Regions from separate parts of the Homo sapiens genome. Here region 2 is linked to region 1. A link is a loop called in an ENCODE intact Hi-C map of the cell type or tissue named here. Cell type or tissue: GM12878. All regions are shown on one strand.

What was found. Peaks named below come from ENCODE experiments on the same cell type or tissue, not always from the same donor. Only the 100,000 strongest peaks of a DNase experiment are listed, where the experiment ranks them.
Region 2: a loop joins it to region 1, with 3 times the contacts of the local background. A loop is called at or near these places in 7 of 110 quality-filtered maps.

Annotation. Positions count from the first base shown.
Region 1 is chr11:32,049,143-32,057,142 of GRCh38, forward strand. LOC101928385 (a long non-coding RNA gene) reads right to left here and starts at 4,179. Exons shown (of 2, transcript NR_188501.1): 1 at 4,005-4,179; 2 at 3,616-3,827. RefSeq lists an enhancer at 3,289-3,368. In GM12878, a CTCF peak has its summit at 3,175 (motif pointing right); no DNase peak of the experiment used is centred here.
Region 2 is chr11:32,102,156-32,110,155 of GRCh38, forward strand. It overlaps RCN1 (reticulocalbin 1), which reads left to right. Exons shown (of 6, transcript NM_002901.4): 5 at 1,126-1,325; 6 at 2,210-3,567. The coding sequence ends at 2,317. Among named protein-coding and RNA genes, the nearest start is that of RCN1, 15 kb to the left of the region's middle. RefSeq lists an enhancer at 3,840-4,109. In GM12878, no CTCF peak of the experiment used is centred here; DNase peaks (open chromatin) are centred at 3,976 and 5,717; H3K4me3 peaks cover 1,149 bases; H3K27ac peaks cover 3,465 bases.

The DNA.
Region 1 (8,000 bases):
ATAAAAAATAACAATACTACTATAAAAATGGTAAGAACCAATATAGTATTACATCTATTTACATAGCATTTATGTTGCATTGGGTGTTATAAGTCATGAGACTTACATAGAGATGATTTAAAGTACACATGAAGATGCACATAGGTGATACGCAAATACTACGTCACTTTCAATAAGGGACTTGAGCATCTGTGGATTTGGGTATCTGTAGGGGTCCTGGAGCTAATCTCCCATGGATACAGAGAGAAGATTGTACTTCATAGGGTTGTGAGAATTAGAGGAGCTAATGCCTAGGGCCTGAGACACAACAGATGCCCTATAAGTATGAACTATATTCATTATTATAAGGTCTGCCCTGACTGACTGCAGGAGGCTGCCCGGAAGGCTGAGTTGACAAGCCTATAAATCCCCACCAGGACCACATCAGAGCTCACTGGAAATGAGCACCATTGTCAGCCAGCAGTGTTATCCATGGACACAGGACAGGGAGTTCCTTGTAATGGAGGAGGCCCCTTCCCTTCCAACTTTAGAGAATGGTATATATTTATACTAAGCCAGCTTAGAAGTGTCCTCTTTTCCCCTTTTCCCTATACTACCCACACCACCAGGGGCTTCAGGTAAAACACAAACATAAGAGTCCCTGACAGCCTTTCACTCCCTGGCAGTTCTTTTCTCCACCCACTTTCTCATTTTCTGGGCCGAACTCTTGAATCCGGAGACTCCAGACTTATGAGAGATGCCTAGACTTCTCCAGCTTCTCTTTTTAAATTGTTTTTACTTCCCTCTCGTTCTGACTCAAATCTCATCTCAGGGACTGGAAATTGCTGTGTTAAATGATATTGTCAGCCTGGTCTTTGAAGGATGCGTTTCTAGGACCGTGGCCTCCCCACAGGTCCAATCCCATTTGGGGTGATTCTGCCTCTGCTGGTTCCACTAGCCTAAGAAGTTCTGGGTCCAAAGAGGAGCCTCCATGGGGGTTCTGGTCTGCTGAGAACCCAATCACTAACACAATTTAGAAAATAACCCAAGTCAGATAATCCAAATCTGAAATCCCATCCCCAATCCCTAATTGTATGCAGGGAAATGTCTTATTTTGACCATTTTCAAAAGTCACAGAAAGTGTGGAAATGATGTATGAGTGAGGGCTCAATTGAAGAAAATAAAATCCAACTAGTTTAAATGGGATCGTTTGCAGAGGCTAAATCCACTCCAACAGCCCTATTCTTAAATCTTTCGATTCCTTCTTCTATATTGGAGTTGGCAAACTATGGCCTGCTTTTGTAAATAACACTGCCACCTGTTTGTGTAAGCAAAGCTTGATTGGAACACAGCCACGCCCGTTCATGTACATATTGTCTATGGCTGCTCTAGCACTTCTGACAGTGGAGTTTAGTTACAGCAAAGACCTCATGGTTCACAAAGCCCAAAACTTTTACTGCCTGTCTTTTTTTCAGAAAAAGTTTGCCAATTCCTGTTCTATATTATATCAACTTCACTTAGCACAGGCCACCATCAGCCAACGAAGCTAACAACTGCTCCCATACACCCATGTGTGTACTTACTCTAGTAGCTCTGGAAGTGGCACCCATAGCAACGACTTCAGTCTGAACTGTAGTTATGCTCCTCCCTCCATGGTCTAGCATCCTCCACATCCCTTTCCACACCCATGGATAGGAGAGACAGATGATTTTTTTTTAGGGCAGCTGTAGACGCATCTTGGTTCTCAGACAGAGCCAGGAATATACAGCTCTGAGCCTGTCGTTTTCTTTCTGTAAACTCTCTTAGTCTGTTAGTTGAAGTCAGTCAGTCCCATTGTGCCGTTGGCAGTAGGGAGTCCTTTTCTACCATGAGGAGAATGTATGAGAAGTGGAGACAGTACAACTGGAGAGCCTGTACTGATGGAATATGGGCACCACTACTCAGCTCCAGCTAATGATTGTTACAGTGGAATGCAAACCTGTGTTGTCAAATCTTCTGATTTGTCAAGAGAGGCTGGAAATATTGTTTTGTTTTGTTTTAACAGGCAGTCATTGCACACTGAGGTTTAAGGCTTTACTTGTTGGTGATCTTGGGCAAGTTTGTGTGCTTTTCTTAAGCTTGGTGTCCTAAGCTGTCCAGTGAAAGAAAGGAAGAAAGGAAAGAAGGAAGGAAGGGAGGGAGGGAGAAGGAAGCAAGGAAGGAAGGGACGGAGGGAGGGAGGGAGGGAGGAAGAAAGGAAGGAAGGAAGGAAGGAAGGAAGGAAGGAAGGAAGGAAGGAAGGAAGGAAGGGAAGGACTATATCTTGTAAGGGTTTTGTGACACTTATGTGTGATAATTCATATCAAGTTCTAAGAATGGAGTCCGGCTTGTACAGAGCACATGATCAGCAATTGCTAGCCTCCTGTTTTTCACTAGGCACTGGAGGAGGCACTAGATGGGGATTCCATCTTTCTTGTCTGCCTCTATTCGGAGTGAAGAATGTTCTATTTTCATGGCAGGACTGCAGAGCCCACCTGGAAGAGAGCTCCAGGGTCCACGCGAAAGTCTCTAGAGCTCCTTCTATGACGGGGTGAGATAGACACACCCAAGGAACTGCCCCAAACAACATCTATGGCAGACTTTTGTTAGGGGAGAGAAATAAATAAGTAAAGAGAAAAAGAAGTAAAGCAGGAAGGAAAGAAAGGAAGGAGAAGGAAAGAAAGAAGAGGAGGAAAAAGGAGGGGAGAAACTAGACTCAGTAAAAATCAAAGCATAGAAACATTGTAATTAATGTATAGGAATAGACTGTAGATGTATGGTGTAGGAATATTAAAAAAGTACTAAGCAAGACTCATGTTGCAGATTATAATTAATAATAGGTAAAGGTATTTAAGATTTATTGTTAAGTTTAAAAAGCAAGTTATAAAATAATGTTTATTGAATGATATCAATAGCATATATGAATTTACATATATCCAACTAGAAAAAAGACTGGAAGGAAAGCCAACAAAATATAAAAAATGGTTATCTCTGGGTGACAGAATTATGGATGACTTTTGTTTTGTTTTACTTCTGTGAACTTCCTAAGTTGTCTTCAATGAACCTGTGTAACTTGTGTAGTAAGACAAAATGGGAATTATGAAAAATAATCATTTTGATTGCGAAGCCACTGGTTGGATAGCTGAACCCTGAGTTTCAAATACTTTTTCAATCTTCCAGCAGGTGGCGCAATGGCAATGTCCGCCTCCTTGGGAGAATTTCACTCCACAATTAACAGAATCTCAGATCTCAGCCCACGCCAGCCATGGAGCAGAGGGCTTATTCTCTGGCGGGGAGGGGGAACTTGAAAGAAAACACTCAAACCCAGAAGCTGCCCACACTCAGATTGCTGGCCCTATGGCTCAGTTCTTCCCACAGTAGGAGAGACAAGGTTTTAGGGTAAATGCAATGATACAGGCAGAAGAAATATGTTTTCTCTTCCTCCCTTACCCTCCCTATCCCCCGTAATTTGGCCCTAGGCAAAGTTCAAATTCGTCTTTTTGGTGGGCATTTCTAGATTGCATTGGATTTGCAGCTCATTCAAGCCCTAATGGTAAGTGAGAGTTTGGGCTCAAAGGTGAAGGAAAAAAGCAGATAATCATCTTATCCACAATGCTGTATGGTTAGAGGATCTTTAATGTAGAGCACACCTTGTGCATGAAGATGGTGGACATGCTGGCCAGCCATCGGCTGTTGGGGAGCGCTGAAGGCAAAAGGAGCCTGTGGCCGGGTTAACCAGTCTACCAGGAGTGAATGAGACAGAATCTCTCCAGGCTTGGACACCACAGGAGGCTGGGCTATTCATAGCCAGGGTACAGCCTTAGCTTGATCTGGAAGTGAAGAAACCCTCAGAGAAGTCAGCCGCACTCCATCACTTTGAATTTTGTTTTAAATCTTAAATTTGCCCACGTCCAAGAAAACCACTCCAAAGGGAATCCAGCAGGGGAAAAGCCACCAGAGTCCACCAAAACGGTCCACATTCCCCCCAGATCCACACGCACACATACCATCTGGAAACAAGTAATGCTCTGGGCCTTCTATGCTATTTCTCAAAGCTCTTCAGTAAGCCTCCAGTGCCCTTCTCCGTAATGACATGGAAGAAAAAGAAAAGAAACGAGGGAAGAAAGAAAGGAGGGGAGGGAGGAAAAGGACTACCGCAGCTCATCTTGGCAGAAAGAAGCTAGCAGACTCCTCCCTCCTTCCCCAGAAGTTTTCACTTACTGATTCATCCCCATTGTGATCTAGATGCCGTCACAGAGGACCTGCTTGCATGGGGGCACTCACCTAGGTTTTGAGAAAAGTCAATCAAAGCCCTTGACATACAGGAGCTTTCTATTTCAGACAATCCAGATGATCAGAAGAAACCACATAAAATGACAGGGAACAAGGATCTGGAAGTAACTACATGTGTCTCTCCCTTCATCCTACAGATGTTCATTCTAACTCTCTCTCTCTCGGACACACACACACACAGACATATGTGCACACGAACACACACATTCCCTGGGGTGCTACAGTAGTAGGGAATGCATGCTATGGTTTAAATTTGTACCCAAGATTTATGTGTTGGAAACTTAATCCCCAGTGCAACTGCAGTGTAGGGGGGTGGGGACCTTTAAGAGGTGATTAGGTCATGAGGATGCTGTTCTACTAGACTAATGTCACTTTCATAGGAGTAGATTTGTTATCAAGAGAGTGGTTTGTTATAAAAGCGAGTTTGTCCCTCTCTTGTGCTTTCTCTCCCTCTCCCTGTCTCACCCTCTTGCCCTTCACCATGGGATGATGCAGCAAGAAAGTCCTTCTCAGATGCTAGCACCTTGATATTCCCACTCCCAGAACCGTGAGAAATATATTTCTTATCTTTATAAATTATCCGGTTTGTGGTATTCTGTTATAGCAACATAAAATAGACTAAGACATCACACAATAAAAACAGCAACAAAATAATGAACACATATAAGGCTATATACTAACAAGTTTAGCTTAAAAGTTAAGCACTTTGGAGTCCCTCGGCCTGGGTTTAAAGCCAGCCCTGCTGCCTTCTAGTGGAACATCTCAAACAAATTACCCAAAGTTTTTGAATCTTAGTCTGTACATCCGTTAAATGATAATAATAATAATGGCTACAAGTCACACTATTACAGAGAGGATTCAATGAGATCTTGCATATAGAGCCCTTGGTGCAGTGCCTGGCTGTGACCAGCACTCAGTATGTATTGACTATTGCTGTTTTCTGAAAGCATATTGATAACGGGGCAGTTTGGGATTGCCAGGCTGGAGTTTGTTGATGGAAAGGAAATTTTATCAAGGGCAGTGATGTCCAGTGACAAGACTGTTTGGCACTGAAATCATTTTACAAGGAGCTTCAGTATGCTTTAAAATAGAACCCAACACATTCTTGCCACAGGGGTCCAAAGTGGCTATCTGTAAAAAGCAGTGTGATTAATTAGCTGAAAGGGTCAGGTGATCTTCAAACTAATGAACCAATGTGGCCCAAGAACCAATCAATCAGAAAGAACCCTGGCTCTAGAGCCAAAGCAGCCCCCTGGACATCCCTGGCGTGCCAGGCCCCTTCTCTTGGATTCCAGGGAGTCCAGGGGACCCAGAGAAGAGGATGGGCAGCAGCGACACAGATGGGCACTTGGCAGTGACTACAGACCAGCTGATACAGATATATTTCAGTATTTTAATAACCTGCATGGACATGCCGGTGCATCCTGGCTGAACATGAGCTCTAGGTCAAGATATGAATTTCATCCAGGAGCAGTGGCTCATGCCTGTAATCTCAGCACTTTGGGAGGCCGAGGTGGGCGGATCACTTGAGGTCAGGAGTTCAAGACCAGCCTGGCCAACATGGTAAAACACTGTCTATACTAAAAATACAAAAATTAGCTGGGTGTGGTGGCATGCACCTGTAGTCCCAGCTACTCAGGAGGCTGAGGCAGGAGAATCACTTGAACTCGGGAGGCCGAGGTTGCAGACAGCCGAGATCACATCACCACGCTCCAGACTGGGCAACAGAGTGAGACTTCATCTCAAAGAAAACAAAAAAAAAGATATGCATTTCAATCCCACCCCAACCTGAGTGTTTCTTAGTCCATTAGCCAGGAATGACACAGCAAGAAAGAGATCCATGGAGAAGGTTCGAATTGATTCAGTAGAAAGAAATCTTTCCCTAATTCTGGAAGAACAACTCAATGTCAAAATGGTACATGGTTGCTTCCTATTCTTGTGTAGCTGGTGGAGGCTTAAGTATTCAGAGCCCCACCTTCTAGCTACTGAGAGTCCAGGAGAGAGCTATTTCCAGTGACGATGAAAGGATCGCCCACTAGCACACAGGGATCTGCTGAGGTGGGCTTGGTTCACAGGGGTGAGGAAGATGACAGGAAGGAACTCCTGACCTCAAGTGATCTGCCCTCCTCAGCCTCCCAAAGTGCTGGGATTACAGGCAAGAGCCACCGTGCCTGGTTGAAACTCGTATTTTGACCTAGAGCTGATGTTTTCCAGGGTGCACCAGCATGTCCATACAGGTTATTAAAATACTAAAATATATCTTCAGGTGCTTGTGGGCATGGAGAGAGGAGACTTGGGAGCCAGTCTCCATGGTTTTCTGTATGGGCTTTCAACAGAGAGGGGCTACCAAGAGAAGCTGGAAGAATGGTTTGCCCATACATTCTTCAGGAAACCCTGGGAGAGTAAGGAAGTTGTCCTTCAGAACTGATAAGAATGGGAGAGGGTGAGGGGAGAGATCACTCCACCACTGCCAGGTGGCCTCAGTATAGCTGACACAGTGTGGCCTCAAAGCCAGCAGCAGAATAGAGCCCTAGCAGCTGAAAGCAGCAACAGACTTGGGAGTCTTATTCACTGGGCTTTGGAGGCCGCACAGGGGCTGAGAGTCCTTGTTTGGTGGCATTTCCAAGACTTTCCCCAGGGTTTTTCCCAAAAGGGTTGCAGGGCTTTGAGGAGGGAACCAGAAGATCTGCCACAGTAGGGAGGAAGGCTAGAGGAACATCTGTCGCTCAGTGGCAACAACCCCCATATCTGGAGAGCATCCTGCAATTTATAAAGCATGGTCTCATTCCTAACTCTTCCCAGCAGAGATAATTATTCCTGTTGTGTAGATGAGAAAACTAAGACCCAGAGAGGTAAAGGGACTTACCCAAGGTTAATCATGGCAGAGCCTATTCACACTGGTTCATCATTCCATGTTTTCTGACTGTCAATTCAGTACTCAGTCAGAGGGGCAGACGGGCAGACGAGGTGCCTGGGGTGCAAAACGTAAAGAGGTCAGGTCCTTAAGAGTGAGGTGGCTAGGACACAAAATTTAAAGACACACACAATCTCGGGTCATGAAGTGCCACACCCGCATCCAGGCCTTGCTTTAATTACCACTCCCATTCCCCTCCAGCGTTGAGGGCTTCACTAGAGAAGCCTATTGCTGGCATTGCACCCTGGATATCTCTGGCATCCATTTGCCTGTTGAGCAAGCCTGTGGCTTCACCACATCCTTCCTCAGAAGCTGCCTGGAATCTCCAACTGTTCTTGTAGTTAGGAGAAGGGGAGTGAAGGAGAATGTTGCCACCGGATATGCCGGGCACCACAAACAAACAACAAAAAGGATTCATGTGTTCAATGGAGCTGAATTTTAATTGATACTTTCTCAAACAGTGGTTCTGAACCAACATCGCTCAGCCCCCAAAGATGATGAAGGGGGTGCGGTTTAACGCCACAATTAGCAGACAACCCCACAACAAATACAGTAAACATTAATCATATTAAATATTGAACTCAGACTTTGGTACGCTTGAAGAGCAATGGGTTTTTAAAATTTTATTTTACAGAAGACAAAGCAATGATTGTGGAGGAATTATTCCGATGTCAGTGCTGAAGGGAAATAATGTAACATTCTGGAATTTATATAAAAATTACAGCTTTGTTGTGTTTCACACTATATATAGTAATTTAATCATTTGCAGCTGATTAATTTCAGTGAAGGAAAATGT
Region 2 (8,000 bases), 53 kb after region 1:
TGGTAGTAGGAAGAGCACTGGAATTAGGAACCCTACCTTCACCAATTAGCTGTGTGACCCTGGGGTAATCATGTAATGGCTTCAAACCTCAGCTTCCTCATCTGTAAAATGGGGGAAAAAAAGTGAGCCCATTTTTACAGGATTCGATGAAGCTCGAATTAGCTAATACATATTACAACTCTTTCTCAAAAACAATGTAGACATGTCAGTTAGGGGTCTACCTTGTAGTCAAGGGTCTTGTCTTTTTTTTTCCTTCACTTACTACCTGCTTCATTCACCACCTGACATTTCCAAGCTCTGCTTCCGTGACAGAGAAACTGCCTGCAGGGTATCTCTCTTTTCCAAGAGCTACTGACACACACACAATGCAAAAACGTTTCCTTTTTCTTTTCCTTGCCATTTTGTACAATGGGGATAATGACCCATCTTGTAGAATTGTTATAAGGATGAAATATAATGACAAGTGAAAGCCCTTTGGAAATGATATAAACAATAGTACTAAACACAGTGGCTAAGACTCTGGGTTGAAAGCAGAGTGACCATGTTCCTGTGCAGCCTCCAGCTCATATGAGCTGTGGGTCATTGGGTAAGACTTTACCTCATTGTTTTCATCTGTAAAATGGGAATTATAACAGCACTCACTTTGTAAGGCTGTTATGTGAAAATCAAATGAAAACTGTGTGTAGAACACTTTATACAGTATCTGGACCATAGTGTTCAATGTTAGTCATTATTATTAGTTTTCGCTTATGTAGTGCCAGTTTGGGTTGTAGAGGGCTTTTACATCAAAATGGCACATTTGATCATAATAGCCCCATGATTTATAAATTATCATCTCCATTTTACAGACAAGGAAACTTCAGGCTCAGTCACTGAACTAAGTCAAAAGCCGGGATTTATCTTTTGGCTTCTAAACTCAGTTCTTTCTACTCCACCACATGGCCTTCATCATGAATAAATTACTGCATCATTATCCCCAAGAAGCTGCCTACCAGCTGTTTGAGTTAGGTCTCTGGATTGGTTGTCGCCTTTCCTAAAGCTCAGGAGGTCAAGTTTGTTTTATGGGGGTGGGGGAGGTTTACCTTCCCACTTTCCTTTGTAACCAACAATAACCTTCCCTTCTAGCGGATATGTTTTCCCATGAGGAGAATGGCCCTGAGCCAGACTGGGTTTTATCAGAACGGGAGCAGTTTAACGAATTCCGGGATCTGAACAAGGACGGGAAGTTAGACAAAGATGAGATTCGCCACTGGATCCTCCCTCAAGATTATGATCATGCACAGGCTGAGGCCAGGCATCTGGTATATGAATCAGACAAAAACAAGGTATTTCCCATTCTTCTGGAATCACTGATTGAAGGGAGACAGTTTACATAAGATCGGTTTTGTTTGCTTTTTCGGCGATAGCATTGACCCATGTGGCCATGTCTTTATTGACTTTTCCTTCTTGTCCTACAGTGGAGACCTGTAAACTTGAGCTAATACCGTGATAACCCACAGTAAAATTATTAGGCCCCAACTTTCCTGGAAAGTCAGCTGTGAGCCACAGACTTACATTAAGTCACATTTCCTAAGATTGCAGAACTTTGTGGGCAGGACACGATTTAAGAAGTATACCCCGTGTTGCCCTAGGATCAGCTTATTTATCCATTCATTGTCACCAAATACTTATCAAACATCTGTGAGGTGTCAGGAACAAGGAAGCCCATCCCATTAAAGCCCAGACATCCTCAGGCAAGCTCAGGTTTCTGGCTTTAATGCCTAGTACTTCGGTATCTATTGATAAACATCCAAATAAACAAATCAATACATTTAGAAAAATGTCCTGCCTATTCCCCACTTTGCTGATTGCCCCCAAATTCTCAGGTTATGCCAACAGTCAGTTTAGGCAGCGAGGCTGTAAGAGGAAAGTGGCATTCTTGAGGGCCTATTTTGGGAAGACCAACACTGCTTGTGGGCACAAATGGATTCTAGCTTCTGAATTACTCGGGGACTTCCCTGACACGTTAGCACGGTTTTTATAGCAAGAGGCTGTTCCGATTTGGAGTTTTGCAATGCAGTCATGGTAGATGAAGGAGGTGCCCAGTAGCTTCTGGATTACTAAATATAGTATTTTAAATGTTGTACATCAGTGAAATGACATGAACATCATACAGAACTAGTACAGTTACCAGAGCTTCCATGACAGTGCTCTTTGATCTCTTCTATAGGATGAGAAGCTAACTAAAGAGGAAATATTGGAGAACTGGAACATGTTTGTCGGAAGCCAAGCTACCAATTACGGGGAAGATCTCACAAAAAATCATGATGAGCTTTGATAGACACTCACCAGAATATGGCAGACTGTCATAGGCATTCTGTTATTGTCTTGGATTGTTGCTACAATTGTCTAATTTACAGCAGTTGTGATCCCACAAAAAGCAAGTTTATACCTCAGATTGGGGTATAAAAATTGTTTTTCGCTCAGTATTTACTGGAAAATGGACATCACTAGTCTTTCAGTAAGATTTCTCTCAAAACACGTGAAAACCTTGGTAAATTGCAATTCTTTCTGGGGATATATTGGTACAACATGACTTAAAACTTTTTTTTTTCTATTAAAACTTAAAGGGGAACAAAACTTGAAAAAGCCCTGTTCTTCAGAAGGTGAGTGGGTTGAGGGAGGCAGTAATATGAAGTGACTGCTGTGTATTTTAACTACCAGATTTTTTATATTTGCCACTGTTAAATAGTTGGAAAGGGGAAATTCTGATTAAGCGAAAGTGGTATCATCCTAGGTAAGCTTATTTCAGAACAAGTCTAATATTTCAGATTCTTTCTTTTCGACTTTATACTCTGAGTTATTACTTACTGTAAGTGGTGTATATGAAACCTCCATGCATTTTCCAGTATGGATCTGCTAATATGCACAGTAAATCCATGTCTTTGTTTGTTTTTCTATTAAAAAGCAATCAAGAAAGATAATGTGAAAAAGAAAGGAATTTAGAGGTAGGGAAAAGATGAATGTCAGACATTTGAAGAACTATAGTAAAATGATAAACACTAAATATACTTGAGAAAACTTTCTTAATATGCCAATGAGGTAGGCCTGATCTTTGAAATAGTGAATAGGAATACAATGCATTTCCTCAGTGATCACTGATTAGAATGAGTTGGTGGGATCCTTGGGAAGCCAAACGGAGCGGAGTTCTGGATCATGTCCCATCCAGTCCAGTGAATCCACGACCCGCAGACCTGTCCCCCCGCAACAGCTTATACCATGGAATGAGGACAAGGTGATACTCTGAGCTGTGGACTGAACTGGCAGACACAACCTGTACAGATTGAAATTTCACCTTGTAAGGAGGAAGTGAATGAAATAAAGGATCCCCCTAAGGATTTTCTACTGTGTCCTGTGGTGTTTGACTTCACAGATGCTATTTGTGACATTATTCATATAGCATAAAACAGTGGGGTTGGATCCCATGAATAACATTATAAAGGTTCTGGGGTTTTTTTTCATCCAATTACTAGAATGTTCAGAATAGACTCATATTTACTAATTTAATAAATGTATGTACTTAATGCCTTTACTTTTCTAGGTCATTTTAACTATAAAATCTTCCTGAAAAAGGTTGCACCTGGAAAATCTGGACTTCTTCCCTGGGCCTATGAGGCGCTGTAGGAGGAGGCCTATGGGATCTGGCCCCTACCAGCAGTAGCATCATCTCCTTACCACTGTCCCTTTCATACCGCCTATAGTCTGGCCCCAGAGACTTTCTAGTCCTCAGACACACCAAGGTCATTCCCAGGTTGGGCCCTTTGCACTTGCTGCCCCCTCACATTCAGAATACCCATCTCTCACGCCCTCGGGTAACACATGGTACTTCCTCAGGGGGGCTTTCCAGACCCCACTATTTAAAGTAATCCCAACTCGAATCTCGGTTTCACATCCCCATTTTATTTTCTTCTTGGCATGCATTACTATTTGTATTCATTTCCATGCCTTCTGTCCAAATTGCCACAAAGTGGGGGATTTACAGTGACAGAAACTTACACGGTTCTGGAGGCCAGGGTCTGAAGTCAAGGTGTCAGCAGGGCTGCTCTGCCTCTGAAGGCACTAGGGAAAATGCCTCCTTGCTTCTTCCAGCTTCTGGTGACTCCTTGGAGTTCCTTAGCTTGTGGCTACATCACTCCACTGCGTCATCTCTGCCTCTGTCTTCACAAGGCCTTCCTCTCCTTTCTCTGTGTCTCCCCTTGGTGTGTCTTTTATAAGCACACTTGTCATTTGATTTAGAGCCCACTTGGATTATCTAAGATGGTCTCATCTTGAGGTGCATAATTACATCATCCCTTTTTCCAAGTAAGATCACATTCACAGGTTCTGGGGGTTAGCAGGTGGATATATCTTTTGGTGGGGGGCCTTCATTCAAGCTAACCTACTACACCACTTGACATTATATTGTTTGGACATTGCTTGTCTCTCCCAAGCTAGAATATAAACCATGAGACCAGCAGTCTCGTTTTCTGATTTACTGCTGTTTCCCGGGACTGCGAACAGTAGAGTCTATTAGCAATAAATGCTCAGGAATTATTTGCTGAATGAATGAGAGGCTGATGGCTTTAATCAAAGGGAATATCTCTCAGGGAAAAAAATTCTGTAAAAAATATTAAAATAGCTAACAATTGCTAAATGGGAACTTTGAGCGATTTGCCCAAGATTCCACAATGATTAAATGGCAAGGCAAGACATCAACTCCAGGTGTTCCTGGCTCCAAAGTTCTCTTCCATTTAGCTTTAAGTTTTGCTGCTCCAAATCTCAAAATTTCATATGTTTTCTCTTTATTTCTTTGCTCATCCACAGCATATGATTATGTGGTAAGGAAATGAGAATAACTCCGCTTTACTAGAAATAAGCATATGGCTTTTTTTTTAAAGCAATGAGAAGCTGTTTTTTAAAAAATGAGAAAATAATATTGTGTAACCTAATTATAAGCATAACAATTTAAAAGGTGATGACATTATTTTTCACCTCCAAAAAGGAATATAGTTGATTTATTATTGTATGTAGTAAGACATTAAATATATTTGGAGCATTAACTTTTTCCTTTCAAGTCAGTGCACATTGGAAGACTAACCCTGAACGATACTAGAGCTTCTGGGGCTGAATTTAACACTAAAGAATGAAAACCTTAGCTAGGGGCAAAACTGTTAACATGGTGATTTGTAAAACCTTAGATTTCTAATAAGGTCTGACTGTTTCAAGGAAAACATATTTTGTTTCTAGGTAACATTTCAAGTCTGATTATGAACAAATGCTACAAAATTGATCTGTAATGGGAAATACTGTAATGTCACAAAGCATTATTTAATGCTTAATGTGACTGAAAGCATTAATTGCTAGGAGCCATTGTCTGTCCAAGCAAAACACAAACACACATTTTACACTCCGCGTCTCTTACTGTAGGTTTTCGAATGAATAAAAGTGTCACAAAAATGTAGTTAGAAAATCTGCCATACCTGAAGGTTTTCTTCACCTGTTTGGAATATGGTAGTTGTTCCCTTATTAGCAAATGCGTGAGTCGTATCTTCTCAGAAGTCCCCAGCAAACAGTTGCTGTGTGGCTGCTTGTTAGCAGCTCAGCTAAAATGTCTCGTGGGGTGAGGTAGTGAGTGGTTGACGGGATTTTTTTTTTTTCCTTCTAGATTTATTTTGTCACTTTCATAATGAAATCTCAGGTTTCTCCAAGAACGTGCAGTTGAGATTTGGCTGTCTCTGAAGTACTGAAATGAGTTTATAGCACTAGAATTCCCACTAAAAACCAATGAGTGGCATAACGTTCATCACTTTGGCTCACACTGAAGTATTAAAAGTCTGAGTACTGGCTGGAAACCTTGTGTCATCAGTAAACTCATGAGATTTACATGAACTTGGGGCTATTTCCAAAGAAACCATCCCCATCCTCAATTCTGGTCAGTCCCAGGGTCCATGGCTGGGGATACATACCCTAGGTGTAATGCGTCGCACCACCCCATGTGCTTTTAGTACCTCTATAATTTTTCTCATGTAAAATAGAAAATGGAGTCTGATTCTCCCACAGAAGTCCATCAAAGAAAATGGCTGTAAGGATTGGCTACCTTCTACCTCAAAGGTGTTTGTGTAGTGAGCACTTAAGCATTTCATTGCTCCTAGGATAAACACTAATAGCTCTGTACCAGGAACTATACCAAGCACATACATACATTTCTTTCTCATGTAACCCTCACAGCAGCCCTTGAGATTGGTACTTGTAGGAAAGAGGAGAAGCCAGGTTATGTTGCAGTAACAGACAATGCTAACATCTCAGTGGTTTAAAGCAACAGAGGTATAATCTTTGCTTTTGCAAAGCCAGCTGTGGCCTGGCCAGTTGTCTGTGGTGTGGGGTCTCAGCAAGATATCTCCACAAGCAACCATATCCACTGGAGACCCCACACAGGCAATCCACTGCTGCCACCTAAAAGTGGCCCCTGTCACTCATGCTCACTGACATTGGTCAGTCAAAGCAAGTCATGTGGCCACTTCTAACTTCAAGGGAGCAGGAGAGTGTGATCCTACTGCTGAAAGCACTGGTGAGCAGCATCTGTGGTTACCACAGTGGATTCCCATCTTACAAATCAGGGAACTAGAAAGGGAAGTAATGCCCAAAGCCACCCAACTCACATATGAGATGACTGTATAATTGATTGTCCAGACAAGGACACCTTTGCCAATGAAAGGGAGGAGTTTTAATCAATATCTCCCTGAATCCTGGACAACCTGCTCTGCTCACTTTGGGACTAGTAAAGACTCATTCCACTCCTTGTCTCACTATGTTCTTCCCCAAGGGTTGAGAAGTCCATGGGCCAAAAAATTTTGCCCATTCAGAGCCAGTGCCTCCTGCTTCTAGACCATGCTCCAAGTCCCCAGATGACTCCAGAACTCTCTGCCCAAATGACCCCAAGTCTCTTCCAAAGCCTGGGTCAGCCTCTTCCCCAGGTATATCTTCCAAAGGGCAGGCAACATGGTGGGTAAGCCCACCTCTAGTCCCAAAGGATGGCCAACGGGCAGCTGTTGGGGGGTGGACTTGATGTAAACCTGCAGGCTGCGGTGTTCACACACACTGCTATGGTTTGAATCTATGAATCACCCAAAATTCATTTGCTGAAACTTAAGACCCAAGGCAATGACATTGTAAACAAAAAAGTATGCGTCAGGTCTCAATCAATTTAGAAGTTTATTTTGCCAAGGTTAAGGACATGCCTGGGAGGAAAAAACAAAACAAAACACAGAATCAAAGAAACAGCCTGTGGTCTGTGCTTTTCTCCAAGGATGATTTCGAGGGCTTCAATATTTAAAGGGAGAAAGAGGCTGCAGGGGAAAGAGTGAGATAGGATATGGAAATCCACAGGTTGCAAGGAAAAAAGAGCAGGTAGGGGAATAGTGAATTATGTATTCGTCTCCTGCTCAGTAAATCGGTACTTTACATACAGTAAGGGGAATATAAAGTAGCTACCTGTGGAAATACTTAACTTTTATCGGTAGGTATCTGCTCAGGAGCAAAAGGAAAGGGAGCTTCTTGCATGACTCAGCTTTCGGCTTAACTTTCCCTTGTGGCAGAGCGAATTGGGATCCCAAGTTTTTATTTTCCTCTCACAGTATTAAGAGGTGGGGCTTTTAGGAGGTGATTAGTTCATGAGGGCAGGGCCCTCATGAATAGGATTAGTGCCTCTATAAAAGGGCTCAAGAGAACTAGCTAGGCCTCCTTTTTGCCCTTCTGCCATGTGAGGACCCAGCAACAAGGCACCATCTTGGAAGCGGGGAGAAGCCTTCACTAGATACCAAACCTACCAGGGCTCTGATCTTGCACTTTCTAGCCTACAAAGCTGTGAGAAATAAATTTCTATTCTTTATAAATGACCCAGTCTAAGGTATTTTGTTACAGCAACAAAAACAGACTAACAGACACACCTACATGGAGCCCATTGGTAGGAAGAACAATAATAG